Linked DNA regions of Homo sapiens: region 2 is linked to region 1. The links are chromatin loops, found by intact Hi-C in ENCODE. Cell type or tissue: prostate gland. All regions are shown on one strand. Links, peaks and the distances in the headings refer to the core of each region. The heading gives the core; the rest is flanking DNA.

Region 1 (7,842 bases), core at 1,726-6,725:
GGTCGCTCCTGTTGAGGGTCATGGCTCAATCTAGATCCTTGATTTCCTCCTGTATCTTCCAGAAACTGGAACTTTCCTTTATCTTCATGCCATTTCCATCTTCTTTCCACTCTTCCCTTCCCTTCTTCCAACTGACACACTCAAGTCTTAGGGGATTTTCCTAAACCTCATCTTCCTTCAACCAGTTCCCTTCTCTCTCTTTCCTTTCTTGAGAAACATTTTTGAATGATCAATCTCTACCTGTGGGGCTCTCCATTTCCACCTCCAATTAACTCCTTAACCTGTTGCCATTTATCCTCCACTCCTATCATTCAACTGAAATTCTTATGGTTTCACGAATGATTTCCTCATTACCTAATATGAAGGATTCTTCGTAGCTCAGATCCAACTTGAAAACACTGCCAAGTTACCACTGTTTCTCCCCCTTCTATGTCTGTGCTCTGCTTTCTCCTCAAATTACTTTCTGCCTCTTCTTTCTATGCTACTTTCTCTGGTTTCTCTTCCTGTTTATTCCTAAATGCTGGTCTTCTCTAAGGATTCATACTTTCTGTTTGTTTTTGTTTTCGTTTTGAGATAAAGGCTTGCTCTTGTTGCCCAGGCTGGAGTGTAATGGCACAGTCTTGGCTCACTGCAACCTCTGCCTCCCAGGTTCAAGTGATTCTCCTACCTCAGCCTCCCGAGTAGCTGGGATTACAGGCACGTGCCGCCACACCCAGCTAATGTTTGTATTTTTAGTAGAGGCAGGGTTTCACCATGTTGGCCAGGCTGGTCTGGAACTCCTGACCTCAGATGATCCAGCTGCCTCAGCCTCCCAAAGTGCTAGGATTACAGGTGGGAGCCACCACTTCCAGCCAAGATTCATACTTTCATTCTCACTCTTCGTGAGAGTTTGCCAACTGGTGGCCTCTACCTGGTTCCAGCCTGCAGGCATGTCCTGTTTGGCCAGTACAGTTTTTAAAACAAATACAACTAATTGCCAATACTTCAAATGGGCAGATTTCTCATTTTAAAATCTGAATTTCTGGTTTGCCTGGATGGAATCAGATTTGGCAATTTGAAGTCACATTCCTAGATGGCAACAATCCATGAGAGCAGAGGGACAGCCATCCCTCTAGGTAAATCATATGTTCACAGGTCACCAGAAATTCCCCTTCCCTCACCCACAATTTCTCTGTTTTCATATTGTTGGTCTATTTCACTCACTTATTTGCCTGGCCCCTATTGTAGTTGAGTGTAGAGTCTTTTTCCTATAACTCACATATTTCAGCTCTCATAATTCAGTAAATGGTTCTTAGATGAGTTCTAGATGTGTGTTTCAATATGCCCACTGAACATTTACACTTGGATGTCACTCAACTTCAATGAGTTCATCCTTCCCTCTTTGCAGTTCTCCTTTTTCTCCCTGTCTTTCTTCTTTCTTTTCTTTTATTATTTTTCAACCAAGATGTAATAAACCTCTATGGCAGATACAAAATCCCTATTTAAGAGGGCCTTGAGAAATCAATTTGGTTGGAAGAAGTAATAGAGGACTGGCGTAGAGGTTGCATTTGTGTAGGAGGTACACTTATTTCCCTTCTTTGTGTATTCATTTGGGGTGGCTTTGGAGGGGCAGAATCTAAGATGAATTTTTGAGGAGAGGGGTCTTAAAGCTCCCCAAACCATCTTTTGATGCCATCATCACTACGTTGCCAGGCATCATGCTGAGTGCCAGGAAGGCAAATAAGTCCTCTGCAGTTCCTGGTCTCATTACACCACTCCCAGATCTGCTACCCCTACCCACCCAGATAGTCAAGGTCGAAAGCAGGTATCCATCTTTTGATTTCCTCCCCATCTCCTTTCCCATCTAATTGGTCCCTGAGACCTGTGCATTCCACTCTTGAAGCATCTCAGCATTCATTTCCTTTTTTTCATCCCCAAAGACTCTGCCTCACTCTGAGTTCTATTTAAACAGTTTCACATCATTTTTTGCCAAGAGAAGCACTACGCTTCAGACCAACTTTAGTCCTAATAGCAAATATATCTATCCCAAACCACCCGTCTGATCTGCTTAAATGACTTCATACCCAGAAATTACCACTCTCCATGTCTATGCACTAGAACCCAACTCCTCAGTGTGGCCATCGGAAGGCCTGACTTGGCCTCTTCTCTATCTATGCTATCTTCACTGGTTTCTCTTCCTGTTCATTCCTAAATGTTGGCCCACAGCACCTTTCAGGTCAGGTCTCATCAGTCGCTTCTTTCAAATACCCTGTGCTGCAGTAATAACCAATTTTCTCATCTTTCCCAGAACGTGCCCTTGCAGGCATTGTTTCTCTTGCCTGGAAAAGGCAGCCAAGCCTTTTCCAGGAAGTCTTTCCAGACTCGTTTGGACACATAAACCTTTGCATTCCTTTATGACAGCCTTTGATTGCACCCTGTATTTTGAAGGTTTCTGGGTATGTTTTCTTTGTCAAATATATGGTAGAATCTACCTATTCTTCTTTGAATCTATCTTAGCACCTAGGACAGGGCCTGGCATTTACTTATTCATTCATTTGCCTATTTATTCATTAATTTAATAAACAGTAATTAAGTGCCTAGTCTGTGCTGGTCATGAGCTCTATATCAGGCACATTTTTGCTGAATGAATAAGTTGAGAGGTTGGGGATAGTTAGATATTAGCTAAAGAAAAAGGTTAAAATCTGAAAATGGCTACTGTGGTTTGACTGGGTTTGAACCACACTGGGCACAGACTCACTTTGCCTGAAACACTGTATGACAGTGGCTGAGTGGCTGGCTGTCTCAGGCCCTCATATGCAGAGGAGAAATAAAAATCTCTGAATTTCTTTATAATTTCCGTTACTTTTTCACTTCCTAGACAGCTGCAAAGGAAGGAAATATCTCAGTTCTTGGAATTCTCCCATTGAATGGAACATGAGGCATTGTGTTCAGGGCACAGTGTTTAGTGTCACTTCACTGCATACCCACGACAACCTTGTAAGACAGCAAGACAGAGACTATCGTGCCATTACACAGAGAGGTCAAATGACCTGCCCAAAGTGGTAGTGCGAGAATATGACAGGGCAAGGACTGGGAAACAGGTCTTCTGTGTCTGTGCCCAGCATGGTTTGGACTCTTAACTACTGCTTTGCCAGGCATCTTGGTGAGAAGTTGGGTCTAGACACCCAGACTGGAATCCTGGTGTGGCCCACAATAGGGTCTGCCCTCACATCTTGGCCTAAACCGCATCCTCCTCATTTCCATTTCTCGAATGTGTTTTGTAATGTAATTCTTCTGTCTTCACTACTCCAGGCCAAACATTAAGACTTTGGTTCCCCTTTTTGGTCATCAGCTTCCGCTGCTTATTTTCTCTGACAGTTATTTTTTTTTCTAGTTCCCCATTTGTCTTTCTCTCATTTCATTTTCATCCCCTTGGAATTTGTCATCAGCCAAGCTGGCAGTTTCGATTACATCAGATATCCCATTTTGAGGGATGACAGAGATTTTTTCCAGGGTGATATTAGTTTCTAGGACTTCTAGGAAAAAGAAAGCTGGAAAAGCCTTTGTCCCTCTCCTTCCATTTTCTGCAAAACAAACTGGTCTCCTATCTTGCTGGATGCTGGGTCCTTAGCTAGACTCTCGGGAAAATCCAGAGGTTACTATGACTCCAGACCCCTCACCCTTTGTTTGTGGCCTTTTCTCCAAGCTGACTAGAACTCAGGGTAACTAACATCCTATAAGTTAAGATACCACCCTGCCAACAGAGGGTGCAGCCATCTTGGGGAGGGTTGGCTGATATGAACATTGCATGGCATTGGCATCCAAACCTCGTTTTGCAAATTGATGATCCTAAAACACAGAGAAAGCAGTGACTTGCCCAAGGTCACAAAACAAATTAGTGACCAGGGATTGGGCTGGAACTTGGTGTCTAATTCCTTTTCTGAGAAGAAGCCTTTCCTCTGCCACAAGCTGCTTGGAGCATCAGGGGTCCTTGCTAAATGATTTGCAAAATCCCCAAGCATAGATGCTGGATAAATCTCTGGCAGTCACTCTTATTTTATACACTTTACCCTTAAAGAAATTGTCTGGTCACATACTTCTGGGTCACATGCTGGTCACAGGATGTGCAGAGCTCTTAAAAGACATGATTTCAGCCACCTGAAGCATTGATAAGGGAAACTGAAGCATGAACGTGTTAACTGATGGCCATTCACATGCCAGTCTCAAAGCTCCCAGGACACCTGTCTCTGCTCACAAAACTCTCTAAGCCGACCAAATAATCTGCTTCCAAAGAAAAACAATCATCAAGTTGCCTTTTCTATTATGATTATTATAACTACAATTATAATGATTTAGAGATAAGCTGCATTTTACAGTTGATCAAGCTTATTTGTCTATAATCTCTGATTTCTGGTCTTTACAACAGCCTGCCGTAACAGGCACTTTATTTTCCCTTTTGAGAATTGAGAAATAAGGTTCAGAGAAGTTAAACACTTTGACCAGGGCCACATAGATGGAAGATAATAGAATCAAGTCTCCAAATCTGGGGCATTTTTGCTATACTGCTGTCACACACAAACTCATACTAGTTAAATGTATCTGTAATAAGCATCTTCAATAGCCTTGCCTCTTTAGATCCTTACAGCAATTTTATGAAGTCGATTTCATTTTTCAGAAGAGGAAATTGAGGTTCAGGCCATAAGCAATTAAGTGGCTGAACTGGACCACAAATTCAGGGTATCTTCTACTACCCTGCCTTGCCTCCCATGTCTAGGTCCCCAGCACAACGGGAAAGTTCCAGCTGTGGCCCGGAAAGCCCTACAGGCAGAAAGCCAAGGCCAGGACAGCAGCCAGGAAGGACTCTGTTTCCTGCCCAGAGCTCTTCCTCCCCGCTGACTCCAGCTGGCCCTCTCTGAGCAAAGGAGGGGAATTTCTAGTCTGAGCAGAGTAAAGTTTTCTGTGACTCTGACTTCTTCAGGGCCTCCACTTTCCCTACAGGGAAGCTAGGGTAATAATAATAATAATAATAATAATAATAACCAACATTGATTAGACATTAGTGATGTCTTAGAGAAAGATTCATTATTCATTCATTCACTCATTCATTCATCCACCCATCCTTTAACAAAATTGGGTCTCTTCTGTGCAAGACATTATGCTAGATACTTGGGATACCAGGATTGATGAAACATGGTTTATGACTTCAGGAGTTGAATTTTGGTTCAGGAGACTGAATAGAAATGACAAGACTCCTAGATTCTTTCATCTACCCTACACTCCAAGTACAGTCCCTCGTTGCCCTCCTAATCTTTGCGTTCTTAAAACTGTTTTCCTGGATACCACAAGGTTCCTGGCTTGGTTCTTTGCCTACAATCTCACACCTCTAATCTATCCTCCACCCTGCTACCAAAAGACTGAAATGTGAAGCCAATTGTGCCATTTCCCTGCTGAGAACCCTTTGTTGGCTCCCCTGTGCCCTCAGCATGCCCGTCCAGAACTTGGCTGTGGCTTGGCCACTGCCTCCCTCTCCAGCCTCACCTCTCTTCTCTCCCCTGAGGGACCCTGCCTCCAGAAAGGCCAAACTGGTTGCAGAGAGTTTTATTCCCCTCCACCCACCAAAGGCATACTTCTGGATCTTTGCACGGTTATCTTCTTTACCAGACCAATGTCTACTTATCCCACAAAACCCTGGTCAGAAGGCCTTCCCCCTGCAAACCATGGCTGGAAAAGATGCTTTTGTTAATGATTGTGTATGTCAATTGGACTGGGCTAAGGAATGTCCAGATTGCTAGTAAGACAGTAGTTCTGGGAATGTCTGTGTGGATGGTCCCAGAAGAGAAGACAATTTGAATTGTCAGACAGTAAAGAAGATCACTCTCACCAATGTGTGAGGGTATCATCTAATCCATTGAGGGCTCAAAAGAACAAAAAGACAGAGTAAAGGGCAAGTTCACTCTCTCTTTTCTGGAACCGGGACATTCATCTTCCTCTGCCCTTGAACACTGGTGCTCCTGGTTCTCATACCTTCAGACTTGGACTGAGACTTACACCATTGGCTTCACTAGTGTTCAGACCTTTGGGCTTAGACTGAAACTACATCACTAGTTTTCTTGGGCCTCCAGCTTGCAGATGGCAAATTGTGGGACTTTTTAACTTCCATGATCACATGAGCCAACCCATCATAATAAATCCTTCTGTTTTTCTTTTCTTTTCTTTTCTTTCTCTTTCTTTCTTTCTTTCTTTCTTTTCTTTCTTTTTCTTTTTCTTTCTTTCCTTCCTTCTTTCTCTCTTTCTTTCTTTCTTTCTTTCTTTCTTTCTTTCTTTCTTTCTTTCTTTCTTTCTTTCTTTCTTTTTTCTTTCTTTCCTTCTTTCTTTCTTTCTTTCTTCTTTCTTTTTTTTTTTTGTTTTTTTTTCTTGACAGAGTCTCACTCTATCGCCCAGGCTGGCGTGCAGTGGTGTAATCTTGGCTCACTGCAAACTCTGCCTCCTGGGTTCAAGGGATTCCCGTGCCTCAGCCTCACAAGTAGCTGGGATTACAGGCCTGTGCCACCACACCTGGCTAATTTTGTATTTTTAGTAGGGACAGGGTTTCACCGTGTTGGACAGAGTGGTCTCAAACTCCTGACCTCAGGTAATCTGCCCGCCTCGACCTCCCAAAGTGCTGAGATTACAGGCATGAGCCACGGCACCTGGCCACATCTTTCTGTATTTCTATGTGTAATCTATTAGTTCTGTTTCTCTGGAGAACTCTGACTAATATACCCTTCTTTTATATTTCTGCAACATTGACGTTTACCCCACACAAGGGTTCTACTCTATTGCACTCACATTTCACTGATTGTCTGGGTCCTGCTTGTCTCTCTGATTTTTCCGTGGACTCCTGGATGTCTACTGCAGAGATAATGCCTGGCTCAAGAAGGTGCTTATTAATGCTCTGTTGAATGGACATAGGAGAAATTTCAAAGAAAGAAATTATCTTATCTGCTCCAAAGCAGCTTGCAAAATGCACCCAACTTGACCCACTCTCGTGGGTGGCTGGGGCTCAGGAGGAAGGAATGTGTCTGGTTTTCTAGAGAACAAAGGGGCCTCTTACAATATCACAGATGCTACAGAATGCAGGAGCAGCTGTTAGTAATTGTGACTGGGAAAGTCCACACGCTTTCCTGTGGCTTTTCCCTTTATACCAGGCCTTGGGCGGATTTCAAGAGGAAAATAATAAGCTATTTGACCTTTCCCTTTTGCTAGCCAGTGTTTCTTGCTGCTCCATGGTCAGAGTTTTAGCTGAGAATATTTCTGTTTTCCCCACTCAGACAAACTGACAATGCTAAAGCTTAGAGAAGCGGAGGGCTGGCCCTACACCCAGGTGCCTTGCTGGACCTAGGAACTGGGATCCATCCCTCTGCCACCTTCCAAGTCCTCAGGATCCACAGAGAACCACTGAGCTTTTCAATTACCTTCCCCCATTGTTGCCCTGTGGTTGATTCATCCTCACCACAGAAAAGTTCTGGTGCTGAGTAGAGGGAGGGGCAGTTCTCATCAGACCTGCCAGGTTCAAGAACTTACATATGCAGGAGATTTCTGCTGGACCCTTATATATATTAATTTATTAAAATAATTAGCATCTGGCCAGGCACAGTGGCTCACACCTGTAATCCCAGCACTTTGGGAGGCTGAGATGGGCCGATCACCTGAGGTCAGGAGTTCGAGACCAGCCCGGCCAATATGGTGAAACCCCCATCTCTACTGAAAATACAAAAATTAGCCGGGTGTGGTGGCACGTGCCTTAATCCCAGCTACTCGGGAGGCTGAGGCAGGAGAATTGCTTGAACCCAGCAGGCTGAGGTTGCAGTGAGCCAAGATTGC
Region 2 (7,842 bases), core at 1,341-6,340, 1.0 Mb before region 1:
TCAGGAAAGTTTGTATCCACATCAATCCTAAGACTCATCTTCTCAGCACTTGGCCTATTCCTATCCTGAAATGTTCTCCTGAAAAACAGAAAGATAGAACCATTAGAACAGGACAAGAATAGGAGAGGCAGGAAAACCAACAGATTAAGGCCATCCTACTGAGGTTGGTCCCTTCATTTATTCCTGATATGATTTGACTGTGTCCCCACCCAAATCTCATCTTGAATTGTAGCTCCCATAATTCCCACATGTTGTAGGAGGAAGCCGGTGGGAGATAATTGAGTCATGGGGGGCAGTTTCCCCCATTTTGTTCTCATGGTAGTGAATAAGTCTCACGAGGTCTGATGGTTTCATAAAGGGTTTCCCCTTTCACTTGGCTTTCATTTCTATCTTGCCTGCCTCCATGTAAGACGTGCCTTTCACCGTCCACCGTGATTGTCAGGACTCCCCAGCCATGTGGAACTGTGAGTCCATTAAACCTCTTTTTCTTTATAAATTAGTCTCAGGTATGTCTTTAACAGCAGTGTGAAAATGGATGAATGAAATTCCCACATAGCTTGAGGTCAGATTTATACATGAATTAAGCTTGTAAGGTGAGTTGAGGAGCTGAGTCTGCTGGAAGCACACCACCACCACAGAAATGACCAACAGGTTATATTTATGCTGTGTATTTAGTAACTATCTGCCAAGTTCTCAAAGTGGCAGAGTCTCGCAGGTCACCTGCAGAAAATAGAAAATTTTACATTGATATTTGTGGACTGGAGCTGGAAAGCAATGAGAAAGCTTTCGTGGTCAGAAGTATCTCTGGGGTGTGCTAATATTTATTGTTTTTCTTGATTCTTTGTCTTTCTCCTCTCCCTGAGACTTGGGCAATTTTCAGATTATTTTGTAGCCTAATATTGGGAGGGGACACATCTGATTGAGTTGGCAACCTGTCATTGTTGCTATGGAACAGATACATAGCAACGACGTCAGCTTCCCCTAATCCAAACGGTTTCCATCTTGTCAAAAAAAAATCATATATATACATCCTAGCTGTGTTTCTGTGAGCAGGGGCATTTTCAGTGACAAGGGGCATAGGCAAGACTGAGCCCAACATCTCAGCACCAGGCTGCAGTTATTCAGCTTGCTCCATAGTAACTCCACAAGACATCAAGCACTAGTGCAAAAAAAAAAAAATTGCTTTACTCCAGCGGGAACAAAGGATCTGAGATCCAGTAGATAATAAATCATGAGTACACAATGTAAACATTGGCAAAAGAGCTCAAGTTTTTGTTGGGGTGTTGCCAGGAAAAGCCACCTGTCCGGCTGCCAAGAATTGCCACTGGAATGGCAGGTCCTTGGTGAAATTAATTGTATCTAAGACCTAGTCTTCGACATGTCAGGACCATAAAATTAATCTTTTTAGGACCCCAAAGTTCCCTTCTGAGGGAAGGTGATTTCGTACCCCAAACTCAAAACAGAAATAGCTGAGTCACAGTGATACTTGATTACTGTTCAGTGGGAAATGTAAATATGGGGGAGCTCAGGTGTTTATTTCAAAGCATCTCATTCCTTCCTGTAGATTTAGAGCAGTGGTCCCCAGGATCAGTTTCTTGGAAGACAATTTTTTCACGGATGGGGGTTGGGGGTTGGTGAGGAGATGGTTTCAGGATGGCACTGTTCTACCTCAGATCACCAGGCATTAGTTAGATTCTCATAAGGAGTGCGCAGCCTAGATCCCTCACATGCACAGTTCACAATAGGGTTCATGTTCCTATGAGAATCTAATGCCACCGCTGATACGACAGGAGGCAAAGCTCAGGCGGTAATGCTCACTTACACTCACCTCCTGCTGTTCAGCCTGGTTCCTAACAGGCCACAGTCAGGTACTGGTCCAGGGCCAGGGGGACCCCTGGTGTAGAGTATGTGAAGCCAGATTTCAGAAGGCTGCTTGATAAGCATGAAATCAGATCAAAAGAGGCTTTTTATGACCTGATTGACCTCAGTATCCACAATTTCATGCAGCTGTGCCACAAGGCAATCACTAAAAGGAAGGTGGCATCGTGTAATAGTAAATCACTTGGGCTGTGGAATGAGGAAACCCTGAGTTCAAACTCCCAGTATTTGCCAGCTTTGTGTCTTTAGGAAAATTGTTTTAACCTACTTGCATATACTCTGAAACAGGTGTAAAAGAACCAAACTGGTAGTGTTTTGTGAGATTAAAACAGAAAAAAAAAAGCAGATATCCTGGAGAGATGAACAAGAATTTTCAAAGGATTGCTGTTCAAAATAGCAAAAAATTGGAAATACACAGTAATAAAGTCATTCTCAATATGGAAAATGACATCCACTTTCACTATTACATGCACTATTTTGTTTTGTTTTTTGAGATGGAGTCTACTTCTTGTTGCCCAGGCTGGAGTGCAGTGGTGTGATCTCGGCTCAGTGTAAACTCTGCCTCCCAGGTTCAAGCGATTCTCCTGCCTCAGCCTCCCGAGGATCTGGGACTACAGGTGCCTGCCACCATTCCCGGCTAATTTTTGTATTTTTAGTAGAGACAGGGTTTCACCATGTTTGCCAGGCTGGTCTTGAACTCCTGACCTCCGGTGATCTGCCCGCCTTGGCCTCCCAATATACTGGCATTACAGGCGTAAGCCACCGCGCCCAGCCTACATGCACTATTTTGAATGAACTCTAAGAATATAATGTTGTAAAAAATACACAAACCACAGAATACATCTATTATGATTCCATTTATATGAAGTTCAAAAACAGGTAAAACTAAATAATGTGTTATTTAGGGAGACATATATAGGTAGTAATATCATAAAGAAAAGTAAGGAAATAATAGAACATTCAAAATAGTGGCTACCTCTGTTTGGGGAGGAAGAGGGTGGAATTAGGGAGACAGAGAAATAGGGGAGAAATATACAGGAAGCTTCTTAGCTTCTAGAAATGTATTTCTTAATCTGGAGTGAATACATGTGTGTTTATTTTAATATTTTTTTAACTATGTAATAAAGTTTTATTCTCTGTTGTATGTGTGGTATACTTTACAATAAAATTATCCCAAAATGAAATGAGTTTTCATTTTTTTTCCCAGGCACTGTTATACAAGTACAAGCTTTCTGCTCAGGCAGACAATGGTTCCCTGCAGGACTCCATCCATTGTTCCATGTATGTCTTTTCATCTCTAGTTAAAGCCCTAAGGCTCTACCTCCCAACTCTGAGAGACACACAGATTAGATTAGATTCCGCTAAAACACCCATGCGTATGCACATGTGCGCACGCATACACACACATATCATGGTAGTCATTTTCTAAAAGCAGATTCAGTGTTTTCTATGTTGTTTTTATTTCAACTTACATTTTTCCCAGCAGTAAAAGTAATATGTGCTCAATGTGTCAAAGAAAGAAAAACCAAAGGCAGAATTAAAGAAAAAGAACACTTATAGATTCACCATTTAAAGATTTAGCATTCTAATGCATTTCCTTCAGCACTTTTCTCTAAATATTTTTGTGTTGTTGGTTTGCAGAGCCATTAACAATAAGATTTGTCTTTTTTAACATCATTAATCCTTTTTCTAATTAGAAGAATAACAGGAGATTCTAACTTAAGAATCCCAAGAAAGATGTCTGTACCTCCTTCACCCCTCATAGATTATTGAAAAACAATAGTGAGTTTTTTAAAATCCAGAAATTTATTTATTTATTTATTTTGATTTTTTTGAGACAGAGCCTCGCTCTATTGCCCAGGCTGTAGTGCAGTGGTGTGATCTCAGCTCACTGCAACCTCTGCCTCCTGGGTTCAAGTGATTCTCCTTCCTCAGCCTTCTGAGTAGCTGGGACTACAGGCACAAGCCACCATGCCCAGCTAATTTTTGTATTTTTAGTAGAGACAGGGTTTCGCCATGTTAGCCAGGCTGGTCTCGAACTCCTGACCTCAGGTGATCCACCCGCTTCAGCCTCCCAAATTGCTGGGATTACAGGCGTGAGCCACCACGCCCGGCCGAAATCCAGAAATTTAAACCTCAACATGTACGCAGAAGGAATGCCAAGTGCACTGAAAACTTGAGCAGGGAAGTTGATGACACCAAAATAGAATGCCTGCAGTAATGGATGCTGGGCATTGCTGGCAAAATTTGAAGTTCTCTGAAGTAGGAAGAAAAACAGTGACTCATGCATGATTACAGAACCCTGTGTCGTAAGAGTTGGCACTGTGAACTGAGATTTCAGATTTCATGCTCTCTGGACACTGTCTTTGCCCTGCCCCCTGCATTTCTTCCCTCAAAAAAGTGGATGCAGGAAACAAGAGATTCAACAAGGAAAGGAAGTTTAAAAATCCCCTGGATGTTTGTGAAGGGAGGTCTGGGAATAACAGCTGCAGAGCAGGCCTACAGATCACAGGCAAAACTGCACAACAGAGCAGCAGGCTTCGGTGGACAGAGCCTAAGACCATGCAATTGACAGATCACTTAGTAAACTGAGAGGGTGGAGAGTAGGGGATGAATTGGTCATAGGCACTTAGGAAGACAGACAAATACAAATATAAGACAATAATGCTAAGTTAAAATAAAAAGTAGTATAGTAAATAAAAGATAACCATAAGGCATTATTTGGCACCGTTGTAAATAAAGTCCTAGTCATGATAATATAAACTCCGAATATTGTTCTGATAAAAAATGATGATATAAGATATAGTTGTATTGGCAGGATGTGGAGAAGGAAGGCATAGGATAAGAAGTGTTGGCCAGGCACAGTGGCTCATGCTTGTAATCCCAGCACTTTGGGAAGACAAGGTGGGCGGATCACCTGAGGTTAGGAGTTCAAGACCAGCCTGGCCAACACAGTGAAATCCCATCTCTACGAAAAATACAAAAATTAGCCAGGCAAGGTGGCATGCGGCTGTAGTCTCAGCTACTCAGGAGGCTGAGGCACAAGAATCACTTGAGCCCAGGAGCTGGAGATTGCAGTGAGCTGAGATCATGCCACTGCACTCCAGCCTGGGTGACAGAGTGAGACTCCATCTCAAAAAAAAAAAAAAAAAAAAAAAAACTGTTAGCTATACTCAGGCCAGGCACAGCGGCTCACACCTGTAATTCCCCCATTTTGGGAGGCCAAGGTGGGAGGATTGCTTGAGGCCAGGAGCTTAAGACCAGCCTGGGCAACATAATGGGATAACGAGTTCTTATCTCTTCAAAAACCAAAACACCAAGCATGGTGGCATGCACCTGTAGTCCTACCTACTTGGGAAGCTGAGGTAGGAGGATCTCCTGAGCCCAGTGGATTGAGGCTGCAGTGAGCCAAGATCATACCACTGCACTCCAGCCTGGGCAACAGAGGGAGACCCTGTCTCCAAAGATTTAAAAGAGAGAGAGAGAGAGAGTGCTATACAGTCATCTTCCAGAAATAAACAGTATCTTTTATGGTCTGAATGTTTGCAACTCCCTAAAGTTCATTGTGCAAATCCTAACCCTAAAGGTGCTGGTATTAGGAGATAGGGCCATTGGAAGGTGATTAGGTCATGATGATGTACCCTCATAAGTGAGATTAGTGCCCTTATGAAAGAGGTCCAAGGGAGCATATACACCCCCGCTACCATGCGAGGACCCAGTGAGAAGGCACCATCTATGAGGGCCCTCTCCAGATACCAAATCTCTCAGCACCTTGGACTTCCCAGCCACCAAAATTGTGTGCAATAAATTTTTGTTGTTTAAAAGCCACCCAGTCCATGGTATTTTGTTACAGCAGCCCAAATTGACTAAGACAATATCTAAAATGAGAGGGGGTGGGAGGGAGAAAGGAGAAAATAAGCATGCTGTTTAGAAATACAGAAACACGTGCCAGAAGAAAAAGCCCGAGAGACAAGAGGCTCCTGGCAAGCAGAAGTGGGAGAGGCTGAGGCCATTGGTTTCCTTACTGTGTCTAAGGAACTATGATTTTCAAAACTACATTCATGAGACTTTCACTTCCAGTCAGAATAAAGTACTAGGGACTAGGCTACTCTCCTGTCTGAAACAACTAAAACATTTTTGAAGAAAATTTGATGAACACTAGAAAAAATCAAGATCTAAAATCTAAGATGTTACACAAACCTTAAGCACAAGAAATGTGAAAAAAAAAAATACTGAGGAACATCATAATTAAATTGTTCAAAACCAGTGATACAGAAAAAAATCTTAAAAGCATCCAGAGGAAAAAGGCACATTATCTATAGAGGAACAAAAGATGACATTAGAATTTTTCCAGGATTATGTTGTTGACAGGCGACACATAACCTGAAAATATCCTCAGCTGTCCTTTTTGGTTTTTGTTTTTTTAGAGACAGGGCTTTTCACTCTGTCACCCAGGCTGGAGTGCAGTCATGGCTCACTATAGCCTTGAACTCTTAGGCTCAAGCTATCCTCCTGCCTTAGCCTCCCAAGTAGCTAGGACTACAAGAACGCGCCACAATGCACAGCTAATTTTTTAAATTTTTTGTACAGATAGGGTCTTACAAGATTGCCTAGGCTGGTCTCAAACTCATAACCTCAAGCAATCCTCCTGCCTCAGCCTCTTAAAGTGCTGGGATTACAGGTATGAGCCACCATGCCCCACCGCTCAGCTGTCTTTTTAGTTTTCCCACGGATGTGGATTTAAGATAGTGACCAATTTGTCTATATTATAATGAGTAATTTCATGGAGAAATTTAGCTAATATCCATTTTAAATAATTTGGTGCCAGCAAGTGGCCATTTTGAGAGCACCAGAGATTATGAGAGTAAAGATTCAACCAGATTTTTTCATGGGTGGATCACCTGGGGGCAGGAGTTTGAGACCAGCCTGGCCAACATGGTGAAACCCTGTTTCTACTAAAATTACAAAAATTAGCAGGGCGTGGTGGTGTGTGCCTGTAATCCCAGCTACTCGGGAGGTTGAGGCAGGAGAATCGCTTGAACCTAGGAGGCAGAAGTTGCAGTGAGCCGAAATCATGCCATTGCACTCCAGCGTGGGCGACAGAACAAGACTCTGTCTTTAAAAAAAAAAAAAAAAAAAAAAAAAAAGTCCGGGCGCCATGGCTCATGCCTGTAATCCCAGCACTTTGGGAGGCCGAGGCTGGCAGATCACGAGGTCAGAGATTGAGACCATCCTGGCTAACACGGTGAAACCCCGTCTCTACTAAAAATACAAAAAATTAACCTGGCGTGGTGGCGGGTGCCTGTAGTCCCAGCTACTCGGGAGGTTGAGGCAGGAGAATGGCGTGAACCCGGGAGGCGGAGCTTGCAGTGAGCCGAGATCGCGCCACTGCACTCCAGCCTGGGTGACAGAGCGAGACTCCGTCTCAAAAAACAAAAAAACAAACAAAAAAAAACCCCAAATTAGTAATGTTTGTGTTGCATGAGAAACCATGAGGTCAGGCGGGGAATGAGCCTAGAGCTAGTTTGGCAGAAGCATCATCAAGTTTTGCAGTGACAGCTAATGCCCTAAACCAATAGAAATAAGCCTTTTAAACAGGTCAAGAGTGAGGCTACAGCAAATAATGGGGTTTTCATGGTTTCCATGAAGTTGAAGGCCCAAGGGCTTCTCTACATCGCTCTCGCACAAATAGACAAAATGGCTTTCTACAGTTGGGGTGCTTTGGGAAGGAGGCTGTTGAAGAACTGATTTCAGGTTCCAGGAGGTCTTTATGTTTGGACTTTCAAAGGAGAGAATCCCTCACTGAAGACAGTCAATCCATAAAGAGGTGCTCCAATTTCAGAAAACTTTGGCACCTATTGTTTGCAATATCCAGTTAACCTAGAAATCCTCTCATCTGTCATTTTGTGAGGGATTTACAATAACTTCGGATAATCTTTATCAGGAGAGAATATTTATCCCTCC

What was found. Peaks named below come from ENCODE experiments on the same cell type or tissue, not always from the same donor. Only the 100,000 strongest peaks of a DNase experiment are listed, where the experiment ranks them.
Region 2: it touches region 1 in a loop (5-fold over the local background); 4 of 110 quality-filtered maps call a loop at or near these places.

What each region holds. Positions count from the first base shown.
Region 1 is chr17:34,238,224-34,246,065 of GRCh38, reverse strand. No RefSeq gene overlaps it. Among named protein-coding and RNA genes, the nearest start is that of CCL2, 13 kb to the left of the region's middle. In prostate gland, for the core only: no CTCF peak of the experiment used is centred there; DNase peaks (open chromatin) are centred at 2,304 and 4,802; H3K27ac peaks cover 1,035 bases.
Region 2 is chr17:35,250,887-35,258,728 of GRCh38, reverse strand. It overlaps SLFN5 (schlafen family member 5), which reads right to left. Exons shown (of 5, transcript NM_144975.4): 2 at 1-78. The coding sequence starts at 38. Among named protein-coding and RNA genes, the nearest start is that of SLFN5, 12 kb to the right of the region's middle. RefSeq lists an enhancer at 817-2,016. In prostate gland, for the core only: no CTCF peak of the experiment used is centred there; a DNase peak (open chromatin) is centred at 4,178; H3K27ac peaks cover 2,323 bases.